Linked DNA regions of Homo sapiens: region 2 is linked to region 1. The links are chromatin contacts, found by Hi-C or POLR2A ChIA-PET in ENCODE. All regions are on one chromosome and are shown on one strand. Each heading gives the region's core, a stretch centred on a gene start or an enhancer-like site at or near the end of the contact. The rest is flanking DNA. Distances are from core to core; before and after follow the strand shown. Region 1 holds the start of ANKAR (ankyrin and armadillo repeat containing). Region 2 overlaps MFSD6 (major facilitator superfamily domain containing 6).

Region 1 (2,725 bases), core at 100-2,599:
TGACCAATTTTGGTTTTCCTCCTGCCTTCTTGGCTGTTCTTTTTGTCTTCTTTGCTGACTTCACTCTCTCTACCTGACGTTTAAATGTTAAATTTCTCAGGTCTCTAATCCTTGGTTCTCAACTCCTCATTCTGCACGCTCTCCCTTGGTGATTTCAACCCCACTCCTGGCTTCAATTACTATAAATCTGCCAAAATTTATACATCTAACCCCTACTGCCATTCTTAGCCCAGAACTGTTTATCTAAAGCATATCTCACATCTCAATTTCTCTCACAGGTACTTCAAGGTCAATTAGTACATAACTGAACTCTTAATCTTGCCCTGATATCCTGTTGCTCCTGACAGAAATGTGGTTCTGACTTGGACACAACCTTCTTTTTCAACATATCCCCAATCTGTCACCAACAGGCAACCTCATTATTTTTCAAATCTGTCCACAGTCCCTGAGCCCCACCTCCACTGCCACTACTGTAGGCTAATCCTTTGGGATGAAATTCAAAATCATTACTCAGCAGCCTGCATGATCTGTCCATCGCGCACCTCAGCAGCTCGGTTTGTGCCCACATCTCTCTTGTTCTCTAAGCAGGGTTTTGCGGTTTCTCAACCATTTCAACTTTGTTCTCACTTCAATTCTTTCTCTCCTGCTGTTCCCTGTTCCTGAAAAGCTACTTGTCCAGTCCTTTGCTTGGGTAGCTCTTTTCCATCTTCTAGGCTCGGAGGGGAAAAGGGCACTTCCTTAGGCAGCCTTTCCTAGCCCTGGGCTAGGTTAGCTTTCATTCGAGTGCTGTCATTCCATCTAATATTGGCACACTGTTAAATATAGCTGTGAGATGATCTGTTCAACTGTAAGCTCCTTGGGGTTTCGTGTCTGCCCTGTTTTCTAGGGTTTCCAGCTTGTAGCTGGGTGCCTGACTCATAATAGGTGTTCCATAAATGCTTGTTGAATGAAAGAATGATGATGGAGGTGGTATTCCAACTCGGGACTGCCTCAACGCCCGGCGCTGTCTCCTCTGCTACTCTGTTTCGGTGTTTTAGCAGAGGCAGATAGTGAGGGCGGCACAGTGCCCACGGCATGCCGCTGGACTAAGCGCTAAGCGGGCTTGGGATGATGCGCACGCGGGGGGTCTGAGCCAGCCAAGGGGCCGGGCGCCGCCTGGGGGCGCTGCGGCTGCTGCGGGACGCACCAGGCCTAGTCGCCCGCAGGCTCCGCCCGAGGAGCAGCCCAGCCACCCCAGGGCCCGGAGGACCAACCGCTTCGACCCGCGCCCGGGCGGCGGCAGTGTTGGCCGGCGAGGCGAGGAGGGCCGGGCCGCCACGGTGGGGCGAAAAGCCCTGAAAGTTCCTCTCAGTTCCTTCCGGTGCGCCTCCCGCTCGCCCTTGCGGAGGCCCTGAGGGCGGATTCAAGGCCCCGCGAGAAGCCATCTGAGGCGGCGACGACTGTTCTCAGCCCCACGGGAACGCCGCGGACGCAGCGTCCCTCTCCCGGACAAGAAAACAGCCATTCTAGAGTAGGTTCCTCCCCTTTCCTTGTTTTTTCCCCTTTCCCGTGCCCATGGCTGACGCGAGCTGCTTTTGGACGTGGGTCCCGGGCTTGACTGGACAGACGTGGGTTCTGTTTCTGAAAGGCGTAAAACCTCAGACTTGTCCTGCAACCTCCTGGTCTCCGTTTTTGCCTCTATAAAGTGGGCATAACAAGGTCTGACTCACTGACCTGGGGTCTCAGGTGTGGCGCCCAAACCAGCACTATCAGCATTTCCTGTAACTTTACTAAAACGCATATTTTCTGGCCCCACTACAGCTCATTGAATCAGAAACTCAGTGGTGGGATTCAGCGATTTGTATTTGAACAAGCCCCAGGTGATTTTGATACAAGCTAAATTTTGAGAACCACTATATAATAGAGACCAATCAGATGAAATAAATCAAACCATTATATAGTAAAGAACCTGGCTCAATAAATAGTAGTTGTGGTTATTATTATTTCAGGAATAGACAGGCATTCATTGGCACAGAAATTGAAGGTTAAGCAAATGCTTCTTTCCTTTTCTTTTTCTTTTTTTTTTCTTTTTTTGAAACAGTGTTTTTCACACTTGTTGCCCAGGCCACCGCAACCTCCGCCTCCTGGGTTCAGCCTCCTGTCTCAAGCCCCGCGAGTAGCTGAGATTACAGGCATGTACGACCACGTTTGGCTAATTTTGTATTTTTAGTAGAGACGGAGTTTCTCCATGTTTGTCAGGCTGTTCTCGAACTCCTGACATCAGTTGATCTGCCCGACTTGGCCTCCCAAAGTGCTGGGATTACACGCATGAGCCACTGCGCCCCACCCTTTTCTTTTCTTTCATGCAGGTCAGTATAGTCTTGCTTTAAAAAACTGAAAACAAAATAAATATCCATATGATTTGGATATTTATCCCCTCCAAATCTCATGTTAAAATAGATTCCCCAATGTTGGAGGTAGGGCTTGGTGCGAGGTGTTTGGATTATGGGGGTGGATCCCTCATGAATGGCTTGGTGCTTTCCTGGCAGAGTGAACTCTACCTCTGAGCTCATGAAAGATCTGGTTGTTTAAGAGTAGACACCTCCCCTTTCTCTCTATTGTTCCGTCTCTTACCATGTGACACACTGGCTCCCCTTCCCCTTCCGCCATGATTGTAAGCTTGGTCTCACAAGAAGCTGAGCAGATGCTGGTGCCATGCTTGTACAGCCTGCAGAATTGTGAGCCA
Region 2 (2,725 bases), core at 60-2,559, 760 kb after region 1:
CAGCTGGGAGGTGGAGGTTGTAGCGAGCCGAGATCACCCCACTGCACTCCAGCCTGGGCACCATTGATCACTGAGTGAACGAGACTCCGTCTGCAATCCCGGCACCTCTGGAGGCCGAGGCTGGCGGATCACTCGCGATTAGGAGCTGGAGACTAGCCCGGCCAACACAGCGAAACCCCGTCTCCACCAAAAAAATACGAAAACCAGTCAGGTGTGGCGGCGCGCGCCTGCAATCGCAGGCACTTGGCAGGCTGAGGCAGGGGAATCAGGCAGGGAGGTTGCAGTGAGCCGAGATGGCAGCAGTACAGTCCAGCTTCGGCTCAGCATCAGGGAGACCGTGGAAAGAGAGGGAGAGGGAGACTGTGGGGAGAGGGAGGGAGAGGGAGAGGGAGAGGGAGCATGAGCATCTTGTTCTTTATTTTCCTAAGAAATTGCCTTAAATTTTTCTTTCATATCATCTCAATTTTTCATTTATGCTATAATACTTATAAATTCCAGAGCTTTTTATTCAAGTATTCCTTTTATCTGTCCATCCTTTTTCTTTAAAAATATACATTATTCTGGTATTGTTTCATAGTTGCATAATCTTCTCTTATTTCTGAAGATAATCATATATTCAAAAGTATTTTCCTTTTTACTTGGCTTCTGATTTCTCTGGACTGATAGTGTTTCCTGTTTTGGTTCTGTTTTTCATGTAACAGACTTTCCTCAAATGTCTTATAATCCTTGGTAATTACTCATATTTAGTGGAAGGTCTTGATAACTCTGAGTTCCTGTGTAGGGTCATTGGGTTGTGTTGTTTAGTTGGAGAGGTTTCAATATAAGCATCTAGAAGTCATTCCTCTTAGGCTAACCAGATTTTCTAGAGAAGAGGCTTTAACTTTCCTGCCTAGAGGATGGAAGTCTTGCCAGCCTCTGGGAACCTCCTGAAGAAAGTGGGATGGGGAAAGGGGCCAAGGCTCAGAATCCAGGATGTGTATGTTCACTTGATGCCCTGCTTTCAGCATGGCACCGTTTACAACTCTGCTTGGTGCTCTATGGCCAGAAAACCTCTGTGTTTCTTGTTTGTTTTTGTTTTTTGAGACAGAGTCTTGCTCCGTCACCCAGGCTGGAGAATGCAGTGGCGTGATCTCGGCTCTCTGCAACCTCCGGCTCCTGGGTTCAAGTGATTCTCTTGCCTCAGCCTCTAAAGTAGCTGAGATTACAGGCACCTGCCACCATGCCTGGCTAATTTTTGTATTTTTAGTAGAGACAGGGTTTTGCCAAGTTGGCCAGGCTGCTCTTGAACTCCTGACCTCAAATGATCCACCCACCTCAACCTCCTAAAGTGCTTGAATTACAGGCGTGAGCCACCGCACCTGGCCAAAATCTCTGTGTTTTACTTTCCAGAGGAAAATAACCTGCATTTGTTTGGGGTTTAGACTTTCAGTCAGCTCTATTTGAGCACCTCCCCAACCCCTGCCACCCCCGCCCCCCAACACACACACACTCTCTCTCTCTCTCTCTTTCACTCACTTACTCACACATACACTCTTTCTCTTACTTGCATATAAATCTAATATAGCTAACTCATGAGCCTTTCAGGGATTCCGAGTAGTAAATTTTATTAGTTCTTGGCTTTCCCTATAATCAACCAAGGTTTTAGTTTTCTCAGATCTACCAAGTCTTTTACCAATTGTTTACTTTCTGCTTTCCGTAATTTTATTTTATTGCTATTATGTGCCCTTTAATCTTTCTAGCTTGAATTATGACTTTTACAGTGTGTGTGTATGTTTGGGTGTGTGTGTGTTTATTGTCATTTTAGTGGGTTCAGGGAAGGATTCAAACTACATGTGTTTAATCTGCTCTCTTTACCCAGAAGTATCACATAATTTTATACATTTGAAACACAAGAAATGTTTCTTTGAATTTTGAGCTCAGGAATTAAATTAATTTAGAAAATAGATTTGAGGGCAAATTATTTTTTCTTTTCAGATGATGAAATGGAATTGGAGCCGCTGAGCTGGATAGGTGAAGGCACTAATGATGAAGGAAAAATAGGTATAGAACATTAAAGAAAGTCATGTATAGCTAAGCAGCAAAAGATTGGATTTTGCTTAACCTTCACATTTTCTAGGAGGAAAAAAATGTTTTTCTTTCACTATTAAGAAAAACCTGATTTGGAAACTAAATAGAGGTGGTGGCCATATACATTGTGAATATAGTAAATTACCGCTGAATTGTTCACTTTCAAAATGGTTAATTTTGTGTTATGTGAATTTCACTTCAGTTAAATTTTTTTTAACCTAAAAAACCGACATGAACATTTTCAAAGCTTACAGCTACATTGACATCTGGCTTTTGGGGATAACAGATAAATTGACTCCTTACACAGGTCTCCTTAAGTTGTGTTCCATTGTCTACCTAGGAGCTTTGTAGAGATTAAAAAATGCTTACAAGTATAATTTTAGAAGGTTTTTCAGAATGTTATTCATTTTGGGAAAACAAAGAGCAAGATCTATTCCAAGGGGTAGCAAGTGAAACTGATATTTTTCTCTAGTAAAGAAAGTGAAAGGAGGCAGGGTGCAGTGGTTCACGCCTGTAATCCCAGCACTTTGGGAGGCTGAGGCAAGAGGATCACTTGAGCCCAGGAGTTGGAGAACGGCCTGGGCAACATGGCAAAAACCCCATCTCTACAAAAATTAGTTGGGCATGGTGGCACACGTCTGTAGTCCTAGCTACTTAG

Evidence for each region. A loop is a pair of places that touch in the nucleus more often than their neighbours do. ChIA-PET counts read pairs that join two places held with the same protein, here RNA polymerase II (POLR2A). Pooled maps may share reads with other maps.
Region 2: a loop to region 1 is called in a pooled map, with 1.9 times the contacts of the local background. The contact joins the enhancer-like site here to the promoter of ANKAR in region 1. A Hi-C loop is called at or near these places in 1 of 50 pooled maps. POLR2A ChIA-PET finds 5 or more read pairs at or near these places in 2 of 52 experiments (MCF 10A and activated T-cell).

The regions. Positions count from the first base shown.
Region 1 is chr2:189,673,321-189,676,045 of GRCh38, forward strand. ANKAR (ankyrin and armadillo repeat containing) reads left to right here and starts at 1,350. Exons shown (of 23, transcript NM_001378068.1): 1 at 1,350-1,510. It overlaps LOC105373793 (a long non-coding RNA gene), which reads right to left and starts at 965. Exons shown (of 2, transcript XR_923692.3): 1 at 511-965; 2 at 1-73. RefSeq lists a silencer at 1,006-1,425 and an enhancer at 1,476-1,735.
Region 2 is chr2:190,431,353-190,434,077 of GRCh38, forward strand. The region is part of intron 2 of MFSD6 (major facilitator superfamily domain containing 6); the gene reads left to right. It also overlaps a transcript of NEMP2 not described here. Among named protein-coding and RNA genes, the nearest start is that of MFSD6, 24 kb to the left of the region's middle. Within about 2 kb of position 1,310, at least 2 of the 41 ENCODE cell types and tissues checked have a DNase peak (open chromatin) inside an H3K27ac peak, as active enhancers do.